5 separate regions of the Mus musculus genome follow, and regions 1, 2, 3 and 5 are each linked to region 4. The links are chromatin loops, found by intact Hi-C in ENCODE. Cell type or tissue: heart. All regions are shown on one strand. Each heading gives the region's core, and the rest is flanking DNA. Links, peaks and the distances in the headings are about the cores only.

Region 1 (6,394 bases), core at 813-5,812, 77 kb after region 4:
CCAGAACCTTCAATGCAGAATGAAGTGGGCAGTGATGAGAATATTTTTTCCTCTTGAATAAATCTGGTTTTGTGTTTGTTTGTTTGTTTGTTTGTTTGTTAGCATCTCTAATCCTTCAATAGTTCTTCCTTCTCTTGAGCTAGAATCTCTTTCTCTGCAGCTTTTCCACAGTAGCTCTCTTTGCTTCCATGGTCAGCTCAAAACTGAATAGGCAGCTGTTTCCTAAAAGTCCATTTCCAGTTCTACTGCCAAGTCTTCCACAATGGTAAGGTGAAAAGATGAGGCTTCCATTTCCAGGATCACTTCCCAGTTCTCGGAGCCCTAGCATAAGTCCTCAGCTGAGGGAGATGGGCCCCAGACTTCCTTTAAGCTTGGTCCAGAGACCACTTTTGTGAGTCGTGTCATTTCTCTGTGTGGGAAGGATATTCTTTCCATCTATCATCACGTGCTGATATACCATCTACAATCCTGTTCCTGGAAAAAGCTAGACAGAGGACCATAAGTGCTAGTGACTTACTAAGAGAAAACCTCCCACACTCTTGGGTAATACTTAAGAAAACTCAGCACTGCTGTTCCCAGTTTAACAAAAAGGTGGGGAAGCTAGGAACACAAAACCTGAGAAGACTGAGGGGTTGGTGTGTGTGTGTGCGCGCGCGCACGTGTGTGTGTGTGTGTGTGTGTGTGTGTGTGTGTATGTGTGTGTGTGTGTGTGTGTGTGTGTGTGTGTGTGTGTGTGTGTGTGTACATGTGTATGCACACATAGGGCCGTGAGCACTCTCTCCACTTCCCCAGTGCTGAGAAGCACATACCGCCAAGCCCAGCTTTTTTATGTGCGTACTAGGAATCAAATCTTCATGCTTTCACAGTAAACATCATCCCAACTAAGCCATTTCCCAAGTCCCTGGTCAACATATTTCTTAATTGCAGAGTGGTCATGGTTTATTGCCATCTGAAATGCTTAGAACAGTGACATCGTGATCCAGATAGTGCCTCTGTGACTTCTCATCTGGAGGGAGTATGTATAAATAAATGAGAGAGCTGTCTGTCAAGATTACCTTGCTCTCACTAAAAGACACCACCAAGAGGTGAGAGATAGTCTACAAAGAGAAAGCTTTCCAAGTGTTCTACACATAGATGCTTTTGACAAAACGTTGTATCCAGAATATATAGATTTCTTCCACAAACTGATTCCTAGTGGCCAACTTTAAAAAAGAGTTTTACTTAAGCATGTTTATGGGTAGCTGCGCATCAGTGTTGTGCCATACACATGCAGATGCTTGCAAAGACCAGAAGAGGGCATCATAGTTCCTGGTTCTGGGGTTCCAAATAGTTGGGGAGTTACCATGTAGGTGCTGAGAACTGAGCCTGGGTCCTCTGCAATAGCAACAAGTACTCTAAATCACTAAGCCATATCTCCAGTCCCTAAAAACAAAGGCTGGACCAGGTACTTCACAAAAGTAGAGGCCTAAATAGCTTGTATGTGCAGATGGGGTTGATATCATTATTTCTAAAAGAAATACAAAGTAAAAGCATAATGTGATTGTGTTGAATACTCGGTGGAATGCTGAAATTAAGGCAGACATTACCAAGTCTGGGAAAGAAGTGGAGCAACTAGAAGTCACGTGATATAGCTGGGACGACTATAAAATGATACAACTAGAAGCTACTGGTAACTTCTGGTGGGGTTTAATATCTATCTACTCTATAAAGGTTTTACTCTTATGTATGTGTCCAAGAGAAAGGACCATGGGTATCCACCATAAACACTGAGACAAACGTGTATGGAATGATTTTTATCTACAACAGCCCTTGATTGTAGGCAACTCAAATCCTCATCAACATGAGAATGGATACTTAGATAACAGAAGCTAAGCAGTTTTTTTTTAATTTAATGTATGCAAAACCTGGGTCATCTTAAACATTTTGAATAGAGAAATGAAGAAGCAAAATTATAAAATACCATAGAATTTCTCCTGTATAATGTTCTGAACAGAGTGGAAAGAAGTCTACAAAGATAGAAGACAGACTAGTAGCTATCTTTCTAAAACGTGGTTATTGCCAAGAAAGGAGCACATGGGAACTTCATGGAATGCAGGGTTTCTGTATTTTATCTGATAGTGGTCCTAAGGAATACACATATAAAGTAATCAAGTGAATACTTGAGATTTTTGAATATTTTTAAACTCGAAAGCCAGGCACATCTGCAATCACTGTGATCCTTTTGGAAGGTGGGTGTTGCTAGTCTAGCAAATGCAGCAGTGAACAGCAGGAGGCTCTGTCTCAAACAAAGTGAAAGGTGAAGATCAATGCACAAGGCTGCCCCCCTGACATCCACATGGACACCGTGGCAAACACATGGGCACACACGGGCACGTATACCATGCACCCAGGCAACAACGTGGGGAAGCGCTGTATAAATTTTACTTGGAAGTTCTGCTAAAGGTTTGAAGAGACAGTATTTAAGAATAAGGAAGATGGGTCTGTGAACAGATGATCAGGGGACAGTGGGGCTGAAGGCTACGTTCTTGTAACAGCCTGGTGGATGCTACGTTAAAGAAGAAGTCTGTCTCAAGGAGCTGCTGCTGGAGCTTTGAAAGCTCCCTTCTATTATTAGTCCAGAATTACCATTTCTCTGATGGTCCCTCTTCAGTCATGTACCTGGCAGTATCCAGCCTCCTCTGAATGATCTGCCACTGGTTCTCCAAACGGAACTCTCTTGCGCACACCCCTACTTGCAGAGAGGGCCTTCTTCTCCATTCACCCATCTTCCATGAGGCCTGCAATTCAGAACAGGCCCTTTGTCTTCTGAACTCCTAGCACCCATCTGCTTTCCTACTGAGCTCATGTGTTACCTTCAGAGTGGTCCAGGGACATCTGCCATTGTTGTCTTGCATGCTTTATTTCCTGCACCACAATATCCTGTTTGCACGGAAATCCTCTGCCTGGCCTCATTCCGCTCGGCGCGCTCCCTGTTATGGAAGCGCACAGGAAGGGCGTGGCAGTGTGGTGGGTGGAGCAAGCAGGAAGTAAGAGAAAGCTGCGGACGAATGGGGTAAGGGAAGGGCAGCTTTGCTCCATCTCTAGACAGACACAGTTATTCCTGAGAGGAGGAGAAGAAGGAAAATAGAACATGGGGGTGGATGGTTGATACAGATGTGGAAGAGAGAAAAAAGGCCACTCCCTTCTCTTCCATCCATGGGGCCCCATGTGGCTGTGCTGTTGACTCATAGGCCTTTACATTGATGAGCCAAAACCAGAGCCAGTAAAGGAGTGAGATGCAGGAGTAGAGGGAGACAGACACCTTGATGTCTGCCCTCGATGGTACCCAAGAGACGTCTTAAGACCTAAAGAAAGATAAAGTGAGAGGCACTCTAAACCAGACTCAGATTATCTTCCCTCAAGCTTATCTTCCAAAGCAATCGCTGCAGGATACAGATGAGCCACACCTTGATATAGTTCTGGTTTCCAAGGAACCAACCCGGACCTTCCTGTGAATCCAGCAGCCGCCATTCTCCAGCCAAAGTTCCCCTGAGAACAAACCAGGGGTTTCCATAGGCTGGGGAGACAGTTGGCCCTGGTCTCCAAACAACAGCAGTCACATCTCAGAAGATCCTGCCCTCCTGAGGGGGTGACTGAAAGTTGAAATTGAGGCCAAACTGCTTCTAGCTCAGACCCATATCTAGTTTAATTTTCTAGCCCTTGATGAATATTTATACCAAAATAGGCCAGTGGAAAACTTCCATCTGTGAGAATTTGTGGACGTTTGTCTCTCTGTAACCACCTTGACCAAGCTTAGGGAAACATTAGAATCACTGCCAATTGCAGAGTCTTTGAAGTGCACGAGATGTTAAGAAGGCTCTGGACCATAGTATTTCTTCTTATCGTGAGTTGGCATTACATCCTAAAAGAAAAAAACCTTAGTATCAATGCTGCGGCTTAGTGCTTTATAACTTTAGCCAAGCTTTCAATACCACACTGACCATGGTGAATAGTATTTTTAAAGCATGGATAACTCTATTAAAATTTTTGCTGGGTGAAATTGCTCTGTTCGTTGATGGGTTTTAAATATTACTTTAAAAAGTCTGGGGTGCGGAGATCACTCATCTGGTGCAGTGCAAGAATGCGAGCCTGAGTTCCATCCACAGAGCCCATGGTTTTTACAAAAACCAGGCATGTTGGCATGCTCCTATAATCCCCATACCAGGTAGGCAAAAAAACCAGCTGCACCTCTGGAGATTACTGACCAGTTAGCCTAGGCTACTTGGAAAGTTGGGGACTAATGAGAGACCCCATCTCAAACATAAGGTGGACAGTACTTGAGAAATGACACTGTAAGGTATCCTCTGTGCTCTCTCTCTTTCTCCCTCTCCTTCTATCCCCCATCCTTTTCCCCTCCCCCCTCTCTCACACACACCTACACATTCATAAACACCCATCACACACACATACCAAAAAACTTTAAATACTACAAGTAATTACTTTTATTGTTGTATTTTTTTCTACAATTTGTACTTAGGGCCTCCCATAATCTAGGCAAGAGCCCTCTTCTCTTTGCTGGTAAAGAAATGTCACCAAAGCATCTTCTTGGTTTATTATCGACCACCTCCTATTCCTCAGAGCCCAGGTGGCCTCCTCTCCATGTGAAAGGCTGAACTAGAGCCCTTGTTCTTGCATAAAGTCTATTGACCTCTCTTGTGCAGCATAGGCACCAGGCCATAGTTTCCCTTATTTTTACAAACACCTGCTTTTACAGGGGGTAATCTAAGGCTCAGAGGATGAAATAGTTGCTTCAGTTGCAGACTCAATCATTGATGAAGGTTAAGGATAGGATACTTAACCCTATGTCTTCCCTCCTTTCCTACTGTGTTTCAACATTATGAAGTCTAGGTCATGAATTTGGTCATAGGTGGAATTCAGTCAATACACAGATATGAACACTGGCCAGAGCCTACCTCCCTTTTCAGATCTCAAATCCTTCTGAGTCTATCAGGGAGAAAAATCTCCTTCCAGTACTAAAATATCTGACTTCTCAAACACTTGTCCCGATTCATGTTAAAGTCATAGTGCACAAACCCAAAGTGTTCAGAAGGTAATTTCATATCATCAGAACTTAACATAGTCGTTTCATTATTTACTGTATTATTAAAAGATTTATCTATATCTATTTTTAAATGTTTGTGTATTTGAGTATTTGTCTACCTGCATATCTGAATGCCATTACATGTTTGGTACTCACCAAGGGCCAGGAAAGAGAGTTGGGTTCCCAAGAAGTAGAGGTACAGATGTTTGCAAGCCACCATGTAGGTTCTAGGAACCAAACTCAGGTCGTCTAAAAGAGTAGGCAGTGCTCTTCACCACTGAACCTGCTCTCCAGCTCCCATTTGCTATGTCTATAGCTGCTTTCTATTTTAAATACACTTCATGAGTAAAGTTATTTTTCATGAAACAAGTTTTCAAAAAGTGATTTGTGTAACTATAAATAAGTAGATAGTCACACAGATGGTATGTAGAATACAAAGTCCACAAAGAAGGAAGACAGGGTTCTGTAAACAGCTGATGTTTGATTTCTCCCTGATCTCCAAAACACTTTGTGTTTTCCAAAGCATCTTACATGTATTATCATGTGTAATTCTTAACATCCACCCCATAGAGCTGATAAAGACTATAATTCACTTTTAAAGATGAAAAGAACTGGGGATTAGCTCAGTAGTAGAGTTCCATGACTGTCATGTACGGATGGTCCTAGGTTTTATTCTCAACACTATTACACAAAACATATAATAAAGCATAATATGGTGGTGCAGGCCTGTAATCCCAGCATCCAGGAGGTGAAGAGGGCCTGAAGTCCAGGGTCACCTGCAGCTACAGAGCCAGTCTGTGATATATGAGATCCTGTGTCCAAATATATGAAAGTATAATTAAAATGGAAAAACCTGAGACTGAAAGGATCAGCAAGTGCTTGCCAGAGTTACATAGGTGGCATGAATAGTGTCCAGGGTTTATGTTCAATGCCATAAGCCCCAACGTGCACAGAACTTCTCCAGCACCCTGTGAGCAACTGACAGCAAGAATGGATAAAGAGATATTCCAAAGTGACGTGCCAAGACCAGCAATGCCAGAGAAAGTCTGCACAGCTTAACAAACCCATGGATTGGCCTGGGGTTTCACAATTTCCCGGTACTTGTATATATTCTATTTCATGGAAAAGCCTGGAACAGAGTCTCACTACAGAAATGTGCTCTGCTCTTCCCTCTCCCGTGAGTCACTTATCAGAAGACAGCAAAGGAATGAGGCTTCCTGTCCAGGCAGCATCTCTAAGGCCTGAGTATGAGCATGCAAGCAATGGCATGGGGTAGAATGGACCATTCTGTAAGGAAATTTCTAACTCTGAAAC
Region 2 (6,394 bases), core at 779-5,778, 570 kb after region 4:
GACTCACTGTGACCTTGAGACCACTTTCCTGGACTGAGTTCATTTTAGAATTGAAAAGGACAGTCATGGCATCTTAGCTGAACTCATCTATTTATAGGCAAGGAAATGAGAACTCAAGAAGAAAAGTGGCTTGTCCAGGAGCCAAGTTGCTAATTAGCATATGACTACACCAGGAATGAGCCTCTACAATCTTAGCCAGTATCTTTCCACCCAGGCACTTCCTCTGGAGAGAAACCTTGCCCCAGTGAGCAGCCACACTCTCATTCTCCTCCAATTCCTCAGATTACCAACAATCTACTTCCCGTGTCTCTCGGTGTGTCTATTCCGGACATTTTACATAAGTTATTTTGTAGAGCATGTGGCCTTTTGTGTCTGGCTTCTTTCACTTTGGGGTTCATCCACATTGTGGCTTGTATCAGGACTTCATTCCTTTTCATGATTGAGTTCCATTCAAGTAGTTTTCATCTTTTGGGTATGATGAACAGTGCTACTGTGAACATTCACATACAAATTTTTATACAAATATGTTTTCATGCCCCAGGGGCAGACACCCAGGAGAGGTGCTACTGAGACACATGGTAGCCTGGTCCACTGAAGAGCAACCAGATGGCTTTCCACAGTGACAGAACCACCCACATACACAACCTGTCCCTGACACTGGTGCAAGGTTCCCTGATTTCCACATCTGCATCCCTGCTTCTTCCTGCCAGCCTTTGTTATCGTGGTCCTTCTGGTGGCTTGTGAAGCACTATTGAGCTATGGTTTTTGTTTACATTTCCTTCATCCTTAGTGATGCCACGCAGACTGCTCTGTATTTACAGACCACCTAGACAGGGTCCTAAGGATTGTCTATTCAGATGTTAAAGAGATGGCTCAAGAGGTAAGATCAGTGGCTGTTCTAGAGGACCCAGGTTTGATTCCCAGCACCCACATGGTGGTTCACAACTGCTTATAACTGCAGTTCCAGGGAATATGAATCCTCTTCTAGTCTCTGAGGGCACCAGGTATACAAGTGGGGTGTATATATGCATGTTGACAAAACACCCATAGACATAAAATATTAAAAAAAGAAATGTCTATTCAACTTTATTTATTGCCCATTTTGGTATGACATCTTTGTCTGGATTTTGGGTCTTCCTCAATTTCAAAAATTATACCAGGACATGCACACACACACACACACACACACACACACACACACACACACTTTTATATGCTTCCCTGTTTACCCAGGTTCTATTGGGTTTTGTTCCCATCCAGTCTGTAATTTCTAACGGATCCTATAATCATAGAGTTAGGCCCATGGAAGAGCAGATAAACATCAGACACAGTGGCTGGCATATAGAAGAACTCTGCAAATGTTTCCTGGTGCTGGGGAATAGATGGATATAGAGATTCAGCAAGAAGATTATAGCTTTTGAAGAAGAAAGGAGAGTTAGAAGTCACAGATGTGTCCTGCCCTTCAAAACTCTCTGGCCATAGCAGACATCATTAACCGATCTCAGCACCTTTTCAGCTAAGCCTTGATATAGCTTCAGAATCCTCAATAGAGCATCCTGGGCAGCCGTTATCAATTTATCAGAGCCAACATGAGCAATGAGACGTATTTATCAGATTTAACAACTGAAACTCAGGGATCAGTGTTAATGTAGCATTTAAAACCCCAGCTCAGAGGTGGCAGAGAGGGCTCAGTGGGTGAAGTGGTGGCTGTGTGTGCATAAAGACCTGTTTGGATCCCTGACATCCATGTGGAAACTAAATGTAGGTCTGTAACCCCAGAGCTGGCGGAGGGGCAGAGACAGGAGACTCCTGGGGGCTTGATGGACAGCCAGTCTAGCCAATGAACTACAGGTTCAGAGACAGACCCTGTCTCAAACAGGAAGGCAGAGTGCAATAGAGGAAGGTATTTGATGTCACCCTCTGGTCTCTACATAGACACAAGACGGTGAGGACCACATCTGCATACGATTGTGCATACACTTGCATACAATGTACGCAAGTAAACAAACGAATAAACCCCAGGCTCCAAATCTTGAGCTCCCTCCACCATGCCTACAAAAAGCCTTGCAGCACCCATACACAGTGATTCTGAAGCTATGGTCTTTGACACAGCAATGGCAATTTCACAACAGACTTGTGACGGCTTTAAATGTTAACCTGACAACCCAGAATTGCCCAGGAAGAGAGTGTCAATGAGGAACTGTCTACATTGGGTTGGATTCTGGACACGCCTAGAGGAGATTGTCTTAACTGAGTGACGTGAGATGGGAAGACCCACCCTGAATGTGGTGACACCACCTCATTGGCTGGGTCCTGAACTTTGTTAAGTGAATCAAGCTAGCTTAGCATAAGCGAGCAATTGTGTGAGCACATGTGTTCCATCCTCTCTGCCCTTGATTGTGGATGTGATATGAGAAACCGTTTTCAGGACCTGCTCCCTGGATATCTCTGCTGTCGTAGACTGTAAGTGTGAGTTAAAGTAACTCTTTCTCCACTAAGTTGCTTTTTGTCAGGATGTTTTATCCCAGCCACACAAATGGAACCAGGCCAGGCTCCTTCATCCTTCATGCGAAGGAGGAGCGGCTGAGAGCACCGCTCTCCTCTCCGTGCTTTGCCCCATTCCTCTCACTCACCTTCTCCTTCATCTTCTCAATCTTCTTCACGGAGCTGCGGCGCTGGGGTCTGTCCTCGTGCCGGAGCAGGTTCATGCTTAGCTCTCCTGACTTGTTAAACTGTTTCTCCTCCTGCTTCTCAGCCTCCTTCAGCTTGCTTTCTGCACTGATGCTCTCTGCATGGTACATGTGGTAGGTTTTCATGACCTGAGGACAATGCGTACAAGAAACCAATAGGCCATTATGGCTCAGCACGGTACATTCTGTGGTCCCTGGCCCCACCCCAAGGGCCACAGAACTCTTGCTTTCCCATTACACATTCACCTTAGCCTCTTTACTTCTGCACAGAGTCCCTTAGGGCTGGAAATGAAGATGCTCCTCAGGTGAAACAGCTTTATCGTGAGTGACATCATTATCACCCTCATCATCATTATCATCATCACATCACTGAGGCCCTACTAAGTGTCAAGCATGAGCTAATAAACAAAAAATTAAGAAGAGCCACGACAACCTACAAGTGATATGGTAAGCCAGGCTCTTGCTGGCCATCCTCTCTAGTCCTGCCAGACGTGATCCGTGTATCCTTCTTCCTTATCTCCACCCTGAAGTCAATGGAAAAGCCCTAAAATGGGCTTTGCACACGGCCCTGTTACATAACCTAATAGATACTCTGCGGTCCCTGGAATACATTCAACCTTAGCTATACAAAGAATTCCAACAAAGCAAATTGCACTCTGCTGCTCAGCTTCTATTACAAAACAGGATATGATTATAACAGGGGGAATTCTGAGCCTGAAGTTGCATCCTGAAACCTTTCCAAGCTTACAAAGCATCCTATGAATGAGACACGTAGCCAGCGCTTCCTCTCAGATCTTGATGGAGACTCCTCTGCAGCCCACCCGACAGGGCTCACTTTAGTAGTTTCCCCCAGGGCTTTGAGAACCCACTTCTCACTGATCTCATCCACTCCAGTATGCCAGTTCCAGGACACTCTTTGTAAACCCCACAGCCCAGAAAATATTGTCAGTGGTACGTGTTTGACATCTAGTGGCCAGAAGGAATGAGTGCAGCCTTCCAGGTGAGCGACAAGGTCCTGTTGTTCCCAGGGTCTTTAGGCTGTGGTTCACAGCAAGCATTGAAGATAGTCAAGAGTTGGTAGCACCTACTGCAGTTGTCCCTTCAGATGCTCCACGATCCCTCTCTGCTCAGAGGCATTCAGCTTCTGCTGCTTGTATCTACACACACACACACACACACACACACACACACACACACACCTCCTGGGTTCAGTGAAGATTGCTACATCAACTTTTCTACTTCAGCTTTCCAAGTCTGTTTATCTCAGCATCAACCTATCATCCTCACTGGGTAATGCATTGGGGTGGGAGAAGCATTTCTACATGTGTCTAGATCAATGGTTCTCAATCCCTGGGTGTCAAACCCTTTGGGTACAATCTTTTCACAGGGACCACCTATTACATATCATGTATTTGCATAATAATAACAGTGTCAAAATTACAGTTATGAAGTATCAATGAAAATAATTTGATGGTGGGGGGCCACCACAACACGAGGAACTGTATTAACGGGTCACAGTACTGGAAAGGTTGAGAAACGCCATGCTGGATCTTCTGCTCAGCCATCCACATGTGCATCTGTCTAACTGCACCAGGGCAGCATCCCAGATGGGTGTTCCGCTTCCCATGTTTTCCACCTGCCTCGGTTTCTTCCTCCCACCCCACCCACCCCCTGCCATTACCTCAATTTTTCACACACACACCCTTGAGCCACACAATGCTCCTCCTATGCCCTACAAGCCAAACTTCCCAGGATCCTTCCTGGGCTGTTCTAAAACTCCCATGCATGAAGAATAAAACCCGAGAACCTGGGGCTCAACTGTCTATGATCCCATTGATGGCTGGTCCCAAAGATAACAGGGAACCCAACTGCACATGGTGACATGGCAGACAGCTGCCACTGAAGAGTGTATTTAGAGGCCTCTCAGAAATGAGTTGATTTATGCCGGAACCCTCAATTGTTGCCTTTATTTAATTACAGTTATCCTTTGGTATTCATGAAGGGCTGGTTCTCAGTCTGCCTCATGGATGCCAAAATCTGCAAATGTTCAAGTCTCTTATATAAACAGTACCACAACTGCACAAAGCCTAAGTGTGTCCTTCTGTAGGCTTTAAGTCCTCTCTAGGTCACGTACAATATTTAATGGAATGCAAATGTTATGTAAGTAGATTACTGAGTATGTAGTAGTTACTGAGAATAATTGTAAGAAGAAAGTCTGTTCATGCTCAGTGTAGACTTTTCTTTCTGAATATTTCCACAGGTGCAAAACAGACAGATACCCAGAACCAACTGGACCTGAAACACAGACTTCAGTAGGGTAAGAATTTAGTTCAATAGCCTACAAGAGTCTACTTGATGTTCCAGTTCAGGACATGTAAAGTTGTATTTAAGCTTGCCTGGTACTTCAAAGTTTACAAGCATCTTTCTATCATCTGCATCCATTGAAGGAGCATTTCAAGCCATCCTTAGTACACTCTTGGAGACAGTGGGACATCAGTTTAAACAGCAATGTCACATAAGGCTTACTGAGCACCTCCTACATGATGAACCTTGATCTAAGCACCCACATCCACCACAGTATTTCTCATTAATAACAAACAAACAAACAAACAAAAAAACAAAAAAAAACAAACCAAAACAAACCAAACAAAAAACAAAAACCATGAAAAGGCACCTGTGAACTCTGATTTATAGGGAGGACCTAAAAACACTTCAGTCATCTTCCTTGAGGTCAAAACACTAGCATTGCTGGAGTCAAGGTTCAAAGCCAAGATGTCCGACCCCACTGTGGGAGTCTAATGAGCACAGGATTGTAGGTCCCTCTTACTATGCTTTTTCCACCATGCAAAGGGATGACAGAATCCTAAAGTCCATAGGACTTCAGAAGAACTTGGATTCCCAACTATCCTATAACATCCTTGGTGTCTATGGAGAGGATGGGTGTCTTCATGCTCTCCTAGTGTCATTTGGACGGGAGGATGTATAGGTACTTTATAAACAGATGTGCATAGTGACTGGCCTTCAGAAGCTATACACTAGGGTGGGGCATATGTCCTTTTTTGCAAAAGGCAAAAAAATCTCCTAACTGAAAACATCCAGGAAATCTAGGACACAATGAGAAGAAGAAACCTAAAGATAATAGGTATAGAAGACAGTGAAGATTCCAAACTTAAAGGGCCAGTAAATAACTTCAACAGAATTATAGAAGAAAACTTCCCTAACCTAAAGAAAGAGATGCCCATAAACATACAAGAAGCCTACAGAACTTCAAATAGACTGGAATAGAAAAGAAATTTCTCCCACCACATAATAATCAAAACACCAAACGCACTAAACAAAGAAAGAATATTAAAAGCAGTAAGGGAAAAAGGTCAAGTAACATACAAAGGCAGAACTATCAGAATTACACCAGACTTCTCACCAGAGACTATGAAAGCCAGAAGATCCTGGGCAGATGTCATATAGAACCTAAGAGAACACAAATGCCAGCCCAGGCTACTATACCCAGGAAAACTCTCAATTACCATAGACAAAGAAACCAAGATATTCCATGACAAACCAAATTTACACAATATCTTTCCATAAATCCAGCCCTACAAAGGATAATAGATGGAAAATACCAACACAAGGAGAGAAATTACACCCTAGACAAAAACAAGCAAATAATCTTTCAACAAATCCAAAAGAAGATAGCCACACAAACA
Region 3 (6,394 bases), core at 736-5,735, 95 kb after region 4:
CACATCCGGCCTGCCGTTTGTACTTTGTCATGGAATCCTCACTTCCAGCCTGCTGCTATACTAACATCTCTGTAACACCTCACAATTGAGTACTGCGGGGAACACAAGCCAGGCAGCCCCACCCAGGTGGTTTTCTAGTTTTACAAAGCAGGAACCTAATCTAGGCAGAACAACGGCTTGCATCCAGCCACACACACATAGCTGATAAATGCCAGACCCAGCGCAGTGAGGCTGGTCCCCACATCACAGGCTGACACGCTGAAGAACAACTGTCTTACATCACTGTTTCTCAACCAAACAGAAGCCAGCAGTCACACTGAAGCGCAAGTCCAGATCAGTCCTTAAAACTAATCCCCTCCTGGAAGGAAGGTTAAATAGCCCCCTCATTAGAAGATCGCTTCTGCTCAGGCCTGCTGGGTTACTTACGAAATGCTTCCTCGAGGATGCCTTGTTTCCAGGCCTCTGGGGATACCTGACATACTCCAACAATAAAGCCTTATTCTCGAATTAAGTAAACTTGGAATCACTCAAATATTAAGTGTGGAAAGATTGCTGTATTTTAACTGGTATGATTCAAGGAGGGGAGGAGGTGCATGCCAGAACGGATACAGGACAACAGCTTTACGGAGCAAAGCCCTCTCTACGGAGCATGGCCCCCAAATTAGAGAGGTGGTTAGTGCTCTGAGCTATCTCAGCTCTCACACTTAGCAGAGAGATCTGTAATCTTAACCCTGGAGGGGCTAAGGCAGGAGGATCTCAGGTCTGGGGCCAGACTAGATCACATGGTAAGACCCACTTCGGTGAGGGAGGGGATAACATGATTCTAGTACTAATCTGACGCAAAGATAAACACCCTTTCCTCTGAACACTTGCCACTAGACTGTCCCCTCCTGTGCATCTGAAAAAGAAAGCAGGTTTGTAACTGTACTGTTAACAGTCGTCACCAGGCGAGGCGGGTGGAGCTAGCCATCACTGCAGGGAGATTTGGCTGCTTGAGAAAGACATTGTGAGGGAATCACTGTGCTGACCTAACACTGGCAATGAGGGTAGGTTCACTCACAAGCTACACCAGGTCCCCCGCAACACTTGCATACCTTTTAAAACCACACCAAACAGAGGGCTATAGAAAAGTCACTAAAATTCTTACCTTACAAGCATTAGAGCCTGAGTTTTGTCCCCAGACCCCGCATAAACAAAAGCCAGTGTGGTGTGAGATATATATATATAGTAACACCCAGAGCTGGAGAGGTAGAAACAGGCAGATACCCTGGGTTCACTAGTCAGACAACTCAGCTTGCTTTGTTAGTTCAGGACAGGGTAAGATCTTTTCAAACAAACAATGTGGATTATGCCTGAGGTGAGACAATATCCATCCTGGTACATACATAGACACACATACACACACACACACACACACACACACACACACACACACACACACACACACACCAGAGTGAGCCAGAAATGTCCCCAGAGCACACTCGGATGACCACACCACAGAATCTATTCTACCATTTGCTCTTCCCACTGTCAGGGCTCTCTTCTCTCCACTTTCTGTCTATTCAGTCTGCACAGTCTACATCCCCAGGTGACCTACTTCGTCCTCCCATAAGGGTTTATTAACAGACACCCTCTTCCATACTTCTGACATTCATGTCCAAATCATAGCAGTTAGCATAGCTAGACTTGCAGTCTGGCTCCCTGGCCCAGCCCTTGCTGTTACTCAGCAGTAGTTTGCAAAATTGAGTGAAATGTATGAGCTTCCCTCTCTATGGCCCCTGGCTTGTGTATCCTTTAGGGCACTCAGAGTCTAATGTTAAAGCCCCCATGCATGGCACAGAGTAGGCGGTAATTAAATGCTGTGGCATCATCCATGCCTTTGTTAAAATGAGGGGCTTTACATTCCTTTACATTTCTAGCAGGGTTAGCCCTGCTTCTGAGGAGACAGTACACACCTCTGTGCAGTCTTCTCTTCCCCAGGAGAAAGCAAGGTTAAGTTTCTCAACCTGCAGATCCATCACTGACCCACCACCTCTCCAATTCTAATGTAATACATTTCTGAGAATTCTGTTAAAGGGCAGTCTAATGAAAAGGAGTCAGGGTCAGACTTTGGGGTTCTTGAATTTCTTGTGTACTTGTGTGTAAGGTTGCTGGTTCAAGAACCCCGTGAGAACTACTGGATCTAACCACAGCATCCATAGCAGCAACAAAACCAGCCCTGTGTGTTGCCCTGCCTCCAAAGGAAATTTCAAATGCTTAAGAGATTATTTTTGGTCCATGAGCAAAATATTTAAGTCTTTCTCAGAGTCATAAATGTCTGGGAGCCTGTTCCTTTGTATGTGCCCGTAGTGTTGGTCCAGTCACATCCTACCAATAAATCAGAAGGCAATGAGGGAGAAGAGGCACTCTGGAAGATTCCGTTCTAGTGATAGATAGATTAAGGAATGAGTGAAGGTGTGGAGAAGAGCAGATGACCCCTCATAGAAGTCTTTCCAGACAGCTCTGGCATTTGGAGACAGCCCTGGAGCCTGGCAGTGAGCCCCAGTTGAGCTTTTATTAGGAAGGGCCCCACCCTTCAACACTTGCCGCCGATGGCCCCATTCCCGGATGTTCTTCTCTGTTCCCAGTAAACAGTGAGTGGCAGCATATTGATCAGGAGCCCTTTGAGCCCCCACACAGTCCCTTTGCTGTTATGCCAAGTCTCCCAGAGGTCAGTGTGAAGGAAAACACCCTCTCTCTGTCTCCTTTTCCAGATGTCCTTGGGCCAGCAGCAGTCCGCAAGAGGAGTGGCTTGTCTGCGGTGCAAGGGAATGTGCTCCGGCTTCGAGCCTCACTCGTGGAGGTAATGGATTTTGTCAAGGAGACTGTCTGCTTTTGTTTCTTGACTGTCCTTTCCAAAACTGTGGGTGGTTCTCTCTGCTGAGACGGTGTAGGATGCATGCTAGGAAGGGCAGCTGGGGAATGAACCTTCCTGCTTGTCCTAATCCAGGAATGAGCGGATGCTGTAAAGATCTTGAGGAGCGTAAGGAAAAATACTTTGCACTTCATAAACCATGTCAAGGTAGATGCTTTCTGGTCCAGCGCGGATTATACCCTTGTTTTGATTTGCTTTGTTGGTTGGTTGGTTTGTTTGTTTGTTTGTTTGTTTGTTTGTTTTCCTGTAACTAAACCTCTGACAGGAAGCAACTTAAGGGAGCAAGGGTTTCTTCTGGCTCACGTTTGGAGGAGATACTATCTGCATGGAAAGGAGGGGGATCCAGGGTGACAAGGATGCAGTTGGTACTCCTCAAATCTTAGTGGAACAGGATGCAGAGGCCAGATAGGAAGTAGAGCTGACCTATGAAAACCCCATGGCCCACTCCCATGGACCCGGTTCTTCCAGCAAGGCTCCTCCACTTAAAATTTCTATAACCATATAAAAGAGCTACCAGCTGGGACCAAGGATTCAAACCCATGAGCCTGTTGGAGATGTTTTTACATACAAGGCACAATAGATGTCGATGGGAAGATGCATTTGGGGGTGCCTTTAGGGAAGGATTGTCCCCTCTCTGATCTGAAGGTGGCCTTGTTCTTACCTCAGCAGCTTCTCTGGGGTGGGTTTTAACTTAGGCGTGGGTCCTAAAATGGAGGTCAAAGGTAGAGCTGGGGAGAGAGTTCTGTTGGTAAAGTGTTTGCCTTGCAAACATGAGAACTTGGTTTTCTTTCCCCAAACTCAAGTGTCTCTGAGGAGACAGAGACAAGAGAATCCCTAGGGCTTGCTGACTACCCAGGCTAGCCTTGGCAAATTCCAGCATAACCTTTGTCGCAACTGCTGGAGCAATGAGAGACCTTCTCTCAAATAACAAGGAAGACAGCACCTGAGAAATGACACCAAAAGTCGTCCTCTGACTTTACACACATGCTCTCTCCCTCTCTGTCTCTGTCTCTCTCTCTGTCTCTGTCTCTCTGTCTCTCTCTGTCTCTCTCTCTCTCTCTCTCTCTCTCTCTCTCTCTCTCTCTCTCTCTCTCTCTTACACACACACACACACACACACACAGAGTCAAAGGCATTCTGTCCACAGTACGTGAAGACCAGGACCTGTAATTCACATCTGTACATTAGGAGTGCCCGGTCCAACTAGATTTCCTGGATCTGCCTTTCCTTTTTTATCACCGAAGGCTCTGAAACAATGTTGAAGCTGCCAATCAACATAATGGCCCAGAAATCTTCACATCAGCCTCAGTGTGGATGTTGGCTCTAGAACTATGCAGGGCGCAACCTGGTGACTGCCGCTGCCACCACGGACTGGAAGGATATACTCCACAGAATGCAATAGTAAACCAAGAGCTTTTGTTCTTAGTGCCTTACTATTGCTTGAGCATTTAATACGGATCAAAATTCCCCAGGTGACCCCTAAGATGCTGACATCTATGAGATTGCAGTTGAAAAATATCTGCCATACATTAGCCCTTATCTCAAAAGAAATCAGCCTACTTAATAATGAGCAATTGCTTCTATCTTGAAATAGTGAAGCAATATTATACATTAGATAGTATTTCCTTTTTGCAAATATGTACAAGTACAGTGAGTGACTGGGATGAATTTACTAAATGGCATGGTGTGACCTTAGGCTTAAAGGAAACATAGCCTCTAGCTCTTAAATATCTGCACTACCGTGGGTTGTGAGCTTTTGAAGCTCTGCCCCATTCCTTGACTCCATTTCCTGACATACCTCAGCCTCAGAGGAGCACACGTGTTCTTCCACATGGAAGGGACCCAGCAAGTCAAACAACCCAGGCCTTTATCCACTAAGAAACTTCCTCCCTCACTTGCTCCCAGCAGCAAGGTTCATCTATTCCTTTTTTAACCATTTGAGCAGACTGTGTGGCCTTGAAGGAAGTTAACTTAGTCATCATGTCAGCTCTACTGGTCCTAATCTTTCTTCCATCAGAGTCCCAGACAATATTGAGGGGTCTCTTTAACTCTCTGTGGACAGCTAGATAGTCTCTGTACCTGAGACAGAGGGTAAGTGTTCCCTCGCAAGGCTCAGTCTTGGGCTGCTGCTGCCCAGCACATTAAAAGGGTCCTCTAGTGTATGTGCTTGGTTTGTCTGGTTGTTTATGGAGACAGAACAAGTCTGTCCCCATCCCTCATGCTTCCTTGGAGCAGAAGTCTCTTGGTGTTGTTTTAAGCCTTATGTTTCCTTATCACCGAGCCCGTGGTTTTTAAACCAAGTGAATTTCTTGAGCAGCATATATTGTATTTGGAGGTCTAACCTAGAACATGCCATCTTGCACTTGGCCATACTAGGAGCTTAAATCCAACCCAGGTTGATACAGTGATGTCGCAGCATCTCAACGGGGGTGGGGAGTAAACTTTCTACACAGCTTCATGTCCCAGTTTTCACAGTAGGTAATTGAAAATATTGTATTTTTACAATTGTAAAGCAACAGAAGCAACTCTAGAAGAAGAAGAAATGTGGGAGGGGGGCTCACAGTTCTAGAAGGTATGCAGTCCATCTTGGTGGGAAAGGCATGACAGTGGGGGCATGAGGCTGGCCCATTGTATTGCATGGGCAGTCCAGAAGAGACAGCAATCAGGAAGTGGGACCATCTATAAAATATCAATGCCTTCCCTCCCCCCAGTGACACTCTTCCTTCAGCAAAGCTCTGCTCCCTAAAGTTTTATAATCTTCCACACATCACCATTAGCTGGAGTCAGTTGTCCAAACACATGAGCTGAGTTGAAGAAGGGTAGTTTATATTCGAATCCCAACAGATATTTAAATGACTGAACTTTAGTCAACCTGGTTTGAAGGGAAAGCCTGCAACTAGTAGACTTAACTAATACAGAACAGGATACAATTCCCAGTTATCCGAAAAGAGAGGAGAATTTGCCACTTTAATGGCACTTAGGTTCTTTTGGGGTGTGAATGTGTCCCTCACGATATGGGTACCTGACAAGAGTTAGGGTAGAGTGGCTTCCTCATCTATTGCAGTGCAGCAGTGTGCCCAGTGGTAAGAGCATGAATATGCTTGCAAGAGATCTCAAAGATTACATCCTCCTGTTTGTTAACATCTCCCCACCTCAAATGGTTAGCACTGCCATCAGTTTAGGCAGCATCCTGGGATCCCCCATTAACCAAAACAGCCCAGAACAACCTCCACATCCAGTGTCACCTGTGGGGTATAAGGAGATCAGACGGTCAAATGGATCAGAAAGGGCTTATAGCCAGACCTCTCCAGTGTCCCAACATACTAGGCTTTTCTGTCTGAGTCTGCTGTTGTCATCTCTCAAGTGAAAATGATTATCACAGTCCATCACCAACCTTGTAGCCTGCCTCTCAGAATGAATGAGATGCCCACTTATACATTACAGGAGACTCCTTTCTGTGAGACCAAAAAGAATCGACTT
Region 4 (6,394 bases), core at 486-5,485:
GTGCCATGCAGGTAGAAAGTGGCCAACCTTGGATTGAGTCCATATTACTCGCACCTACATCATGACACATATCCCAGAGATATGACTGAAAGCCACTGGGCCACCAAGCCCACAAGTCACCATAACAAATACAAGCATCTCTTTTCATCCCTACATCCCATTATCCTAACCATCAATTTTACAAGAGCAGATTCTAACAGCTAGTGGAGGAAAAATGCTACTTCCCCAAGAAGCAAAAGATATTAACAGGGGATTCCCTAGAACTGTAGTGAACTGCTATGTGGGTACTGGGAAATGAACTCGGGTCCTCTGCAAGAGCAGCAAGTGCTCTTAACCACTGAGCCATCTCTTCATTCCCAAGAGTCTTTTTGACTGTTACCCCCCCCCCCACCCCCCGCCCGGCCCCTGCCATCTTCTTAGGACCCCGACTTCTGCAGCCACTACTCTACCCTCTGCTTCTAAGTTGAGTTGCTTTAAATTCCAGACAGAAGTGAGAACACACTGTGTCTACTGTGCCTGACTCATATCACTGGCGTGATGTTGCCCAGTTACTTTAATATTCTCAACGAATGACTGAACTCCCTTCTTTCCAAGGTTAGGCAGTAATCCATCATGCAGGTGTGGCACATTTGCTCTGCCCATTGTGTGCCAAGTGAATACCTCTGCTGCTCCCATTTCTTGCCTTTGTGAGACCAGTGCACCAATGGACTTGGGAGCACAGACATCTCATTAAAGGAGTCATTTCAGATTCCATGGGTAAACTTCGGATCGTCATTGATTACTCTTACTTGCATCGCTCTATTGGAGGAGTTGTACCTGTAGTTTTCATCAGTGGGTTTTATCTTTCAATGTCATTTCCCACTGGATAGCATGACTCTGTGGTGTAGTTATCTCTTCTAAATTGAAACATTTCTGCCTAGAGGGTGATGGGGGAGGCCCATGAGACGTGATGACCTAATGCAGCTTGCAAGGCTCAAGATGATGATGAACATGGGCTGGAGAGATGGCTTATCGGTTCAGAGCACTGACTGCTCTTGCAAAGGACCTGGGTTCAGTTCCCAGGACCGACACGCCTGCTCACACTGTCAGTAACTCCAGTCTCTGGGATTCTGGTGTCCTCTTCTGGCCACCAGTAGGCACTGCCTACCCATGGTCCAAATAAAGACAAGCAGGTGACACACAAAATAAAACTGAATGTGGTTTAAAATAAAGGCAACTCATCAAACTCAGGACTTGGGAAATTCGGAAAATTCTGAGATTTACAAGACTGCCCCCACTTCCCAAGAATATACAGGCTGTAAATGATTACTGGGGCAGAGGAGACTCTCCTATCTTCCATGGAGCTGCCTCCAAGTTGGGAAGGGACCTTTAAGGATGCAGCTTTTTGGAGTCCTTAACTGCTGTCTTCATCATTCATGGAAGTAACGCACCCTTGTTCCTGAAGTAACCACAATAAACCCACCGTTTCACTGCACTAGACTTGGGTGGAATACTTGCCTTGGTCAGTCATCTATGCTCTGTATGATATGTTCTGTGTGTTTTGTCTGATCCAGGAAGTAAGCAAAAATGAGGGTACAAAGAAAACACGGAAAGACATGGAATGTCTAGCTAGGGCCACACTTGCCCACTGAGGTGCAGGGAGAGGAAGAACAGCAGTGGTGTAAAGTGACAGCAGGATCCTACCTCTAGTATCCTCACTCGTGCAGGCAAACACTCTTGGGGAGACCCCAAAATGGCCAGGATGTGAGGCCAATGCTTGTTCTGACCCTGCTCCTGTAACAGAGAAGACCTTATGATACAGACTTGAGCTCCATCCCAGAGATAGCTGGCGGAGTGCAGAAGAGAGTCCAGGAGAAGTGACATGAAAAGTCACATCATGGCATTTAAAAGATTAATTCAAGGCCACTTAGAGAAATGACTGCCGAGCAACCAGAATGGTGACAGCTGAGACCTGGGCACAGGGATATGGAAATCCCACAGGATTTGGGGATCCTAGTGCTCTGGGAAACTGCGACATCAGGAGAGGTTAGAAAGGTATTGAAGGGCAGGCTAGCCCCAGTGCCAGGAGCCATTAGGCGATGTGGCTAGTCTAGACCAAGATGTGTGCCAAGTGTAAAACGCCTTCCAGATTTTGGAGACTCAGTGGGAAGAGAGAAAGTTAAATATTTTTATATTGTTTGCCTGTAGAGATGATAATATTTGGGATATATTTAGCTCAATAAAATATACTGTTAAAATTAATGTCACCTGTTTGTTTTTACTATGTGAAAGTGGCTACCAGTTGATGGCTGGTATTTGGTCTCCACAGGCCACACTGGGCCTATTGGTGGCAGGGGTTGGGGGAGCATCCAGTGAGACCATAAAGGGATGAAGGCTTAGCCTGGGATAAGAGAGACACCAGACTTTCTGCCCAGAGGAGGGTTTAGGAAGAGGGAGCTGGGGTTAAGGAAGGATATTTCAAGCCAGTGGAACTTTCTAAATCAGAAACAGGGCAGGAAGGTGAGTGAGCTCTTCAGAAGAGAAAAACATCCAGCAGGTCAAACTTGCATTGCTGCACAGTGAACAAAATCCAACAAAACCAAACCACGGGATCCCATTACATCCCTCTGTGGCTCATCCCTACTTCTCTACCCCCTACCCCCGCCCTCCTCACCACCAGTTAATCACAGAACCTAGCCTTCCTGCAGGATGTAAAACACAAAGCCAGAAAGATCACTTTCAGGGCACAGGAAAGTAAAGAGGAAGTGCTCAGGAGAAGGCTTTGCTCCTCTTGTTAAAGAGCCAAGAGAAAAACTGAAGCCCATGGGCCCACAGGCAGCAATTCCCAACAGTGTGGTCCTTTGTGCCTTCCTTCAAGCCGGCTGACAGGAAGGGCTGTTACCATGGAAATGGTCCCAGCCAGGAAGCACAGTGGAGCAAACACAGACAGTCTCAGGGCTTGCTCTGTCCACAGAGCCGACCAGTTGGTAAATATTACACCAGGCGCATACCAGAGACACAGAGCAAACAGTTTGTCATCTGGGAGCTGCACTGGCCTGGCTCCAGGGGGAGTGTTACGCTGGGAAAGTGCAACGCTTGGATCCCATATTACCAGGGCATTGCCCAATGGGAGAGAGAGCCATCGTAAGATGTAGGGGGAGGACTGTATTATACTTGTGCTCTCATAGTATGTAACCTTGTAGGCACTGGTACCTGAAGAGACATTAAGTCATTCTGACAAAGAAACAGGAAGTCGGTACCTTTCTGTTCAGTTTACTTACCTTCACCAGCGTTGGATGCCCTTGAGAGAGCCCAGGTTCAGCTCCCAGCACCCACTGGCAGTTCCCAGCAGTCTTTAACTCTAGTTCCAGGGTATTTGATGCCCTCTTCTGGTCTCAATGGAGTACTGCATATACATGATGCAAGTTTATACATGTAGGTAAAATACTCATATGTGTAAATTCATATATATATGTATATATATATATATGATATATATGATATATATATCATCTTTTAATAAACCCATCTTGTATACATCACAGGGTCAATGTGAGCATTTAACAGCTAAGGAATGAAATTAATATGATCCGATATACAGTAGGTGCTCGGTGAACATTACTTTCACTTTCTACTGCAGTAAACCCACATGTGCAGTACTTCCCTTCTGCACACAAGTATAGAACACCATCTTGCTTACTATTCATTGCTCTTAACTGCTCTTAACCTATTTTTCACAGTGCTTGGAATTGAATCTGCAGCTTCAAGCTGAGTCATGCTGTCTGCCCATGCGCTCTCATTTCAGGTAATACTACATCTCATGAAGAAAATCAAAGCTACCCTGACTTCCCCAGCACAGATGACTGGTTAAACTACCAGCTGATAAACCACTCCCCCCCCTTAAGCCACATCTTCTGCGTCCTCTGCCTATAGAATTGACAGTCTAGGTATAGACATGCCAGTCACTGGGGTTCCTCTAGCCAGAAGTCACTGCTCTAGTCTGGCAAGGTGTCCTTTGTTCTTGGAAAGTTTAATATCCAATGCCATAGGTATCAAAATATGTCCTCCTGACCCCTAGCCTGAGGTGACTAATACAAAAGCAGGTTCCTGGGCCTAGTTCTAAATCGGCTCAATCAGATCATCAGGGGACAGAGGCCAGGCACCTACATCTTCAGTGTCATTTTCAGAAGATATCTATGCCCAGACTTTCAAGAACTCAATTCTCTGAATCATTCCTGCTTTTTTTAAATCTTGGGTGCTTTATCCACTTGTTGTTTGTTTGTTTGTTTGTTTGTTTGTTTGTTTTTGGCTGGTTGGTTGGGTTGGGTTCTTGATTTTTTGAGATAAAGTCTCACTAAGTTGCCCGGGTAGGCCTTGAACTTACCACCTTCCTGTCTCAACCTTCTTTCCAGATAACTGAGATCAAGCCTGCCTTCTGCATTTCTTAAACTAATTCTGGGACTATCTGTGTCAGACTCTCTCCATGGAGGCTAGGTATGCAAGATGCAGGCATTACCTCATCTGAAGAGTGGTAGCCACTGGACTCAGAAATGGCAAGGAGAACAAGCCACAAAGGTGATTGCTAGACACACTAAGAGTGGAGAGCAGTTGGCCTGGTGAACTGTACTTCCTCTTGTGGTACACACATTTACAGCCTGGTGTAATTATCATTCTTACAGAGGTCAGGAGGACATATTTTGATACCTATGGAATAGGATAATAATAAACTTTCCAAGAACAAAGGACAGCTTGCTCATGACCTTGCCAGACTAGAGCAGTGACTTCTCGCTAGAGGAACCCCAATGACTGACAGGTTTACACCTAGATAATTATCATTTATTAGAGTTCACTCATCGGGGAAGGAGAGATCACTCAGTGATTATCAATACTTGGTCTGGCAAAAGAATAGGGTCCGGTTCCCAGCACCCACATGGCAGCTCACAACCATCTGTAATTCCAGTTCCAGGTGTTCTGCTGCCCTTTTCTAGTGGCAATTGCAGTTGCGTCCACACAGGCACACACAAACACACAACCACTCCCCAGACTCATGTGCAGACACATAACTTAAGACTCTTTTCAAAAGTCAGAATGCTGTGCATCGGCAGAGTTCAAGGCACTCTGGTAAACTTTGAGACTGGCTTTGGATTGTTTAATTGGACAATTTCCTATTAAAATTCTCCCATCCAAGTAAGCAAGAAATAACTAAAATAAGCACTTCCCTTTAGAGACCTGGAATGACTGTAGTATTTGGTGTTTCCTATAATTGGGAAATGTGTTTCTTTTTTTAAGCGTGCATTGCCTTCTGATGGAATGGGCAAATAACCAAATAGCCAAGTGTCTCTAACTCGAAGAATGAGGGGGTAAGGGGGAGTGAACCTGAAAGAGAAAACAATGGCAAAGCTTAGCTACTTGGTTTGTAACCAATTGTCCCCCCTGACTTGCTATGTCACCTCTTGAAGTACTAGGTCAGCCAAACAAAACAGAAATACAACACAGCCGTGACCGTGACAACCCTTGCCCAGGCTACCAATTTAGGATCCCTGCTTCAGTTGCTCCTTCCCTTATTCTAAAATGAACCAAGTATCTTAGTTCATGACCATTTCTAATCCAGAGGACCAAGTATGAACAAACTTAGCAAGCATAATCAAGTGGTAAGTGAGTGCCTGCCCTGTGCCTGGGGCTAGGGCTGGGGCTGGGGCTGGGGCTGGGGCTGGGGCTGGGGCTGGGGCTGGGGCTGGGGCTGAGGCTGGTCCAATTGCTATGCTCAAGGAGGTGGAAGGAGGGAAGTAGAATCAGCTGAAGAATATCTAAGAGAGCTGGTGGATAGCGCTGTCTTGGCAGGAGCAACAACAGGCTAACTAGTATCAATAATCTGTGCTCTATACCTCCCGAAAAGAGCTCTGAAATAGCTTGTATTTTAAAAAGATCATAATGTTGCTAATAAAATAAATGCTGCATTAATGAATTCTCACAAGGAAAAGGAATTAAGAAATAAGATATACAGTGGAATAGAGAACCCAGAATCTATGAGTAGCAACAAACGTACCTAAGCTCTTCCTAGCAGCCAGGTAGAAAAAACACACTGTAAGATTCTTAGTTTCATACATAGACATTCTTTTAAATTTTTTTCTAAATGAAACGTTTTCAAAGACCATTTTCAATGAACTAGAATGTCTCCTAGTGATTCCAACAGAAAGATTTGATGTTTTCCTGAAGACTGTCAGGCTACTTCTTCTGTTTGGATGGACTGCAAGCCCCATGAGATGCTAGAAAGCTACATATCATAGTCAAGTGAAGGGGACACCTCAGCAGTGTGCTGCGATGGATGTGGGGACTCATTGTTTAGGCTTCAAACACTCTGATAGAGCCATCACCAACATCAACACTGGTCTCTGCTACACATCCCCAGGAGTGG
Region 5 (6,394 bases), core at 896-5,895, 63 kb after region 4:
AGAAGATCAAGAAGTGGTATAGTGTTGGTGTTGGTGATGGTAGTGGTGGTGGTAGTGGTGGGTATCTCAAAGCTCTAGTGAAGCTGAGATACAGTGGCCGCATTCCCTCCTCGTAACTGAACAGACACAAGCTTTAATTTGGCAGCCATAAAAGTCCATGGCTATGGGGCTTCCTTTACTGCATAGGTCTGCAGAAGGATTTAAAGGATAGGAATTGGAATCTGGAGCTGGGATGGGGACAGGTTCTACAGGACAGCAGGGATCTCTTGTCTGCCCATGGTAAGCAATTCTCTAGATATTAGAAGACAGAGCACCCAAGACAGTAGCTTAGTGCTCTGTCCTGAGAAGGTGTGGCATCTGCATCCTTAAATGTTCCTGGAGCCAGAGGTAAAGATAAGGAGAAGAGAAAGGCTGAAACTACACAGTGTGAGGTTAATGCAACTACCAGGATGTCCAGAACAATGCTTTCTCAAGACAAGGAAAATGAAAAGTGGCTGGGACAGGAGTGGCCAGTGACATCACTGGGAAGGTCTCTGCCCAGGCTGAAAGGGATAAAGCCTGCCTTTGTTACACCTCCTGGCTTCTGTTCTCATTGCTCTGAAACATGAAAGCTTCTGGCATGATGTCTCTCTTTAGCGCTGTTGTCCTGAGGATCTGCTACTGAGAGAGCTGCTCATGGGAACACTTCCATCCAGGGCCACACTTCTGCTGAAATGTTAGTGAAGTTCTAAGATTTCACACACAACCCACCTTGGAAGTTAGAACAAAATGGACGAAGTGTGCCTGTTCTGTTGGTCTCGCCTGTCCTGATTGGTGTTAATAAAAAGTCAGAATCCGCCGGGTGTGGTGGTGCACACCTTTAATCCCAGCAATCAGGAGGCAGAGGCAGGCGGATTTTTGAGTTTGAGGCCAGCCTGGTCTACAAAGTGAGTTCCAGGACAGCCAGGCCTATACAGAGGAACCCTGTCTCGAAAAACCAAAAAAAAAAAAAAAAAAAAAAAAAAAAAAAAAAGTCAGAATCCCAGTAAGGGAGATCACTTGGTAAAATGCTAACCTAGCAAACATGAAGACCTAGACTCAGTCCCCCAAACCTATGTAAACCAAACCTGGTGAGGCATGAGATTATGGCATGCTCATAATCCCAGCACTGGGGAGACAAAGACAGGTGGATCTCTTGGAGCTCACTAGCCAGCTAGCCTAATCTACCAGACAGGGTCCAGGTCAGTGAGAGACCTTATCAATGGTGGCTGGGACTTACGATGGCCAATGATGTCCTCTGGCCTCTTCATACACACACACACACACACACACACACACACACACTCAGAACTAGATCTCCAGGTCTTTATTCGTCCATCCATCCAACCATTCATCTATCCAACTAATGTGCTCTGAGCTTCCCTTATATGCTTGATGGTTGTAGTCAAAGGTACAAAAACAAAAGTCAAAGTTAGCCAAACTAATTGTAGCAGACACCTATGAGAAAGAAATATAGGAAGGTCACCAATGGAAAACCTTCTCCAGGAGTCTGGAAAGGGAATCATGGTTTGGGGCAGAAGGGACTGGCGATGATTTGCGACTCCGGAAGAGCACGACAGGTTAAATACTCAGCAATAGGAAGTCTCTGATTAGAAGACTGAAGGATATACTTTAAGATCTATATTGGATCTCCTGCAGGCAATCTTTCACTTTCACCCACTGGAATCCCAGTTTCTGGCAGGAGATTTTGCCCATGTGGGTTGTAGAAAGGCCTCCTCACCTCATGACAGGTGAAGCAGGATTGTTCTGGATAAAAAGGTACCTGTTCTGTATTCTCTTGTGGCAGGGGAGTCGAAGTCGGGAAAGCAGTCTCCGAGAGCAACGTGAGCTCCGGAGCAAACAGCCTGGCCAACTTACAGAAACCATTGTTAGATGTTTCATGGATACTTCATTCCAAGGGTGAGAAACAGATAGATTTTGCTCATCCAGACTTGCAAGACTTAATTACTAATTTTCACAGTCTATCCTTTACAGTCTCGTGCTCCAACCCCTGGGGCCAGTTCCGATCTCACCGTTTTAGACTAAACAAGTCCTATCGAAGAGCACACCTTTGATCACCTGACTATCTCTCCTCGTTTTCTCAGTTGGAACCATAAAAATAATTTTGAAGCTATAATATGGGAACGGCTCCCTGGGTATGGATATTTGCTGCTGCCAAGCCTGATGACCAGAGTTTGATGCTGGGAGCCCACTTGGTGGAAGGAGAGAATTGATGTCCACAAGTTATTCTCTGACCTCCACACACATGCACTCTCTCTCTCTCTCTCTCTCTCTCTCTCTCTCTCTCTCTCTCTCACACACACACACACACACACACACACAGAGAGAGAGAGAGAGAGAGAGAGAGAGAGAGAGAGAAAGAATATTGTTTTCTTCCTCTGAGAAGTTTAAAAGTTATTTTTAAAAAAGATATTTTAAATTTTTAAAAAAATTTTTGTGGCTATTGTTTTTAACAAATGATAATGTACTAGAGTCTTTTCTCTCTGGTTACTAGAGACCTTAGCCAGGTTAGGGTCAGTTGAGGCTTCTGGAGACCACCTGCCCCCGCGCACCCCCCTGGGACAAGGGGGAAGAGGTGGGCAGAGAGCACTGCTCAGCATTTATTTTTGGACCCAGCTCTCTAAAAATACCTTGGCTCTCCTATTTGCTCTCTCTTTTGACCTGAATGGATCTGCCTGGGTCTCCTCTGCCCCTCCCTCTGCTCCTTGCCCTTTAAAGGAGAAGGGCGTGGGGAGGGATTCCTGCCGCCTAGGGGACAGCTGTGAGCCCGAGGTGGCAGGGCAGCCGGCTAAGCTGACGTCAGGGTAGAGTTTAGCCAAGTTCTCAGCCTCCCTGCAGAGGCCACCCTAAGGGAGGGATGCAGCTTTTTGCTCTGATTGGCTGGCCTGGAGTGGGTGTCCACGCGCATTGGCTGGTCACTTTTTAGAGGGAGTCCCGCTCTCCAATTAAAGCGGGCAGCGGCGCGGCTCTGAGCACAGAGCCGCCGGCTGCACACAGGCAAAGGAACCTGAACTTGGCCATTCAGCAGCGCTGTCCAGGCTGCGCGCTCCCTCTGGCCCCTGCCTGAGAAGCCAGGTGCTGTTTCTGCACCGCCAGGATGGCAAAAGTGGCTAAGGACCTCAACCCTGGAGTGCAAAAGGTGAGCGAGACCCCTCTGTATTCCTGTATCCTTCAGATCCCACTGCTCTCAGACGCACTGAGTACCTAGGGACACTTTAATGGTTGCATCAAATCCACAGAAAGCACAGAAAACAGAATAGGTGACAATACTTATTTGAGGTGACAGGTTGACCCCTCTCCAAATTGCCCTTAAAGCCATTGTTAAGAAAGTATTTGCACTGTGCCGTAGTTCTTTATTGATGCTGATTAAAGGTGAACTAAAGTTAAAATTTAGAGGGAGGGAATAGACGCTTATTTGTGGTCATGGGAAACGTCTTGGCTTTCCCTTGCCTGTACCCTCCAACCCCCTGATGTGCCTTTAGTGAAGGTTGGGGGACTGTGATGCAGCCCCTCCCCCTTCGCTAGCCTCCCAGAGTTGTGTGGTTTCCCCAGCACACAGAATAGTTTCTTTTGGTGCAGTTGGCAATAGCAGCCATTCTAGCTCAGGGGAACTAATTTCTGTCCCCAGAGTCTGCACGTTTCCCTTTCAAGAAGGGCTGGCCCAGAGCCCAGAAGGTCACGGGTAAATTGCTGCAGGCGGGGCCAGCAGCTGTGCCTACAGCTCTAAACTGGCTGCCTGCTTACCTGAGGTACACTGAAAGCAGAAGACTGGGCTATGAGAAGACGTAGGGGACAGGAAAGCAGCAATGGCTTCCCAGATGGGGAAATAAGAGGCATGGGTGAAAGAGAGGTGGCTTGCAGGGGACAGAGATGTTCAAACCCTGGCCCTTGGTCTGGCACATTTTAGCTGTACAACAGCGATAAACTCAAATCCTTAGCCGCTCTTTCCCTATCTAGAATGTAAGGAGGAGAGACAGCCAGTACTTTTAACAGCAATCTTGATAATGTAGGCTAACATGCCCAAGCAGTAATTATTAAGCTATTCTCTCAGAGTATTCAATCTTGCAGGGCAAAGTTCTCCTTTGCTGACATTTGGTGGGAGGTAGAAAAGCAAAGGAGAGAAAAAGAGACCGTAGAGCTCAGGGAGAATGGAGGTGGGAGAGGGGAAGCCCCAGACCTCCTGCCCTCCCACTCCTGAGCCTAGTGATTCCTTCTGCACATGGCATCCAATCAGACTTAGTCTGGGCATCTCCCTGATGCATTCACCAGACTATTTGCAGAATCAAGTGTCATCTCTCATCCAGAATTCACAGAGCACTGAGACCTGAGTGTGGGGGATACCTGCTAGTCTCTAATTATATATGGACTTCACTTTTCCTGCTCTCTTTCCCCATGTGTTTGAGGTCAATGATTTGCAAGTGTGTTGCTATAAGCCGGTTGACATCCTAGAATGTGAGATGAAGTCTATAAAGATCCCTCCCCTTCATCAAGAGCCCAGGCCACACTTAGAGAAAGCTTTGCTTTTATTGTCCCTTGCATAGGAGGGTGTGATTCTCTGGATTAGAGATGGAACATGTTCCTCTTCATGTCACCGTCTGTTGCCAACTTCCTTGGCTTGCGAAGGTTTTATTTTCCATTTAGATCCAATTACAGGCTTAGAGAAAGAATGAAGTGGGTAAAGATGAAAGGGTGGGTATCTTTTACCTCTTGGAATTTTAACCATTGGGGAAGATCAGCAAGGGGGTGGATTAACCAATGTCTTCACCCTAAAGAGTGGAGGGAAGAGAAGGGAACCCAAGAGGGCCTTGCGAAATGGCTCAGCGCTGACAAATACTGTGTCCTATCAAGATCCGAAAAGAGTTTATTGCATATTTACTTTAAAAATCAGCAGTCAGGGGTGGGTTATAACATTTGGCTTCAGAGAGCATAATTGCACTTAGACATTCTAAATCAGTTTCAGACTGCAAAAGACCTATTTACAAAATGTGAAAGGGCTTAACATGGATTTCATAGTGTCCCCATTGCCCTGTCCCCCACGAGTTGGGAGGGGTGGGAATCCCCAGCAGCTGGGAAGTCATAAAACGGTCTTCAAGAAAAAGTATAAAATCCCAAACTGGAGTGGCCTCGGAGATCATGTGACTGTCAGCCTCTCTCTGTGGGTTGCATGCTCTTGTCCACAGGGGCAGCGGGTGGGGAACAGTCCCAAGCCACTGACTGCTCTTGAGCCATCCCTGGCTTTTCTCTTGGGAAAGGAGATTGTTCTCCAGGACAGGCATGTCCCTGAGCATAGTGAAATTGCCAACGTTCTTTGGCAACAAAGAAGACCAAATGCCTGTAACTAGGTGGAACCAATCACCAGGACAAATTTGTCCTTCAGGTGATTATTAATTTTTTTTTTACTGCCACGGGCTTTGGCATCAGATCTGAGTTCAAATCCCAGCTCCACCACTTGCTATCCAGACACTAGGGCAAGGAAACTAACTTCTGTTTTGGTGTCCTGGAAGCTTCTGAAAACTGAAAGGCAATAGTGGCGTTAACTTCTCATGGTGTCTGGGGTACTCAGCAAGATGATGTATATTAAAAGCTCAGCATATGATCACTTGGTGAAAATCAGCCCTTAGTGGTACTAGGAAAGTGTTTTCCACATAATCCTAAGGGCTTGGGTTCAACCTTTAGCACCCACATAAAGAGCCGTGACACATATGTGCAATCTTGACCCTGAGACAGATCCCTAGGACTTATTCGACATCCAGTCTAACTTACTTGATGACTTCCAATGAGAGACCCTGTTTCAAAAACACAAAGTATATAGCCCTGGAGGAAAAATACCCAAGGTTGGCCTTAGGCTATCACAGGCACTTACACACACACACACACACACACACACACACACACACACACACACACACACAAGTGAACATGCATATATACTGCACACACATAACATACACACAGAGGCAAACATACACACCAAGGTACACAAAATCAGCCATTAGTATGCTTGGTGATTATATACAATTTGATGGTATATGGATACAGAAAATACACGCTTTAGTTTTACTGTCCCAAGTAAATAGAAACCAATTTGCATTCGGCTATGCCCAAGCTAGTTGTGCCCAGCACCCCTTAATAAGCGGAGGCAAAGAGCAATGGCGTTGCTTTCATTCTCACCCAACACATAGGAAGTATGTTTATGTAGAATCAGGTCTTTCCTTCTGAACTTGGATGGTCAGTCAGTAAGGAGTACACACACACACACACACACACCACACAAGGGAGAGAGAGAGAGAGAGAGTTGGGGGCATGGTGGAACTCTTTCTCACTTTTTACATGTGAAAACTGAGGCTTGAAAGAG

The links. Hi-C counts contacts between places; a loop is a spot of excess contacts. Peaks named below come from ENCODE experiments on the same cell type or tissue, not always from the same donor. Only the 100,000 strongest peaks of a DNase experiment are listed, where the experiment ranks them.
Region 1: it touches region 4 in a loop (4-fold over the local background); 13 of 42 quality-filtered maps call a loop at or near these places.
Region 2: it touches region 4 in a loop (3-fold over the local background); 2 of 42 quality-filtered maps call a loop at or near these places.
Region 3: a loop joins it to region 4, with 4 times the contacts of the local background. A loop is called at or near these places in 3 of 42 quality-filtered maps.
Region 5: it touches region 4 in a loop (5-fold over the local background); 13 of 42 quality-filtered maps call a loop at or near these places.

The regions. Positions count from the first base shown.
Region 1 is chr6:112,284,934-112,291,327 of GRCm38, forward strand. All of the region lies in intron 1 of Lmcd1 (LIM and cysteine-rich domains 1), which reads left to right. 5031434C07Rik (RIKEN cDNA 5031434C07 gene) reads right to left here and starts at 5,386. Exons shown (of 3, transcript NR_045987.1): 1 at 5,237-5,386; 2 at 2,853-3,901; 3 at 1,861-2,765. In heart, for the core only: no CTCF peak of the experiment used is centred there; DNase peaks (open chromatin) are centred at 2,958 and 3,508.
Region 2 is chr6:112,778,240-112,784,633 of GRCm38, forward strand. Srgap3 (SLIT-ROBO Rho GTPase activating protein 3) reads right to left here. Exons shown (of 22, transcript NM_080448.4): 5 at 2,634-2,819. Among named protein-coding and RNA genes, the nearest start is that of Gm26799, 82 kb to the left of the region's middle. In heart, for the core only: a CTCF peak has its summit at 3,661 (motif pointing left); a DNase peak (open chromatin) is centred at 3,332.
Region 3 is chr6:112,302,296-112,308,689 of GRCm38, forward strand. Lmcd1 (LIM and cysteine-rich domains 1) reads left to right here. Exons shown (of 6, transcript NM_144799.2): 2 at 2,754-2,842. Among named protein-coding and RNA genes, the nearest start is that of 5031434C07Rik, 15 kb to the left of the region's middle. In heart, for the core only: no CTCF peak of the experiment used is centred there; a DNase peak (open chromatin) is centred at 2,666; H3K27ac peaks cover 535 bases.
Region 4 is chr6:112,207,799-112,214,192 of GRCm38, forward strand. 1700054K19Rik (RIKEN cDNA 1700054K19 gene) reads left to right here and starts at 2,910. Exons shown (of 3, transcript NR_027865.1): 1 at 2,910-2,966; 2 at 3,720-3,784; 3 at 4,392-4,721. In heart, for the core only: CTCF peaks have their summits at 1,113 (motif pointing left) and 3,347 (motif pointing left); a DNase peak (open chromatin) is centred at 2,873; H3K27ac peaks cover 579 bases.
Region 5 is chr6:112,270,795-112,277,188 of GRCm38, forward strand. It overlaps Lmcd1 (LIM and cysteine-rich domains 1), which reads left to right and starts at 2,964. Exons shown (of 6, transcript NM_144799.2): 1 at 2,964-3,178. The coding sequence starts at 3,137. In heart, for the core only: a CTCF peak has its summit at 2,796; DNase peaks (open chromatin) are centred at 2,807 and 3,697; H3K4me3 peaks cover 1,799 bases; H3K27ac peaks cover 2,249 bases.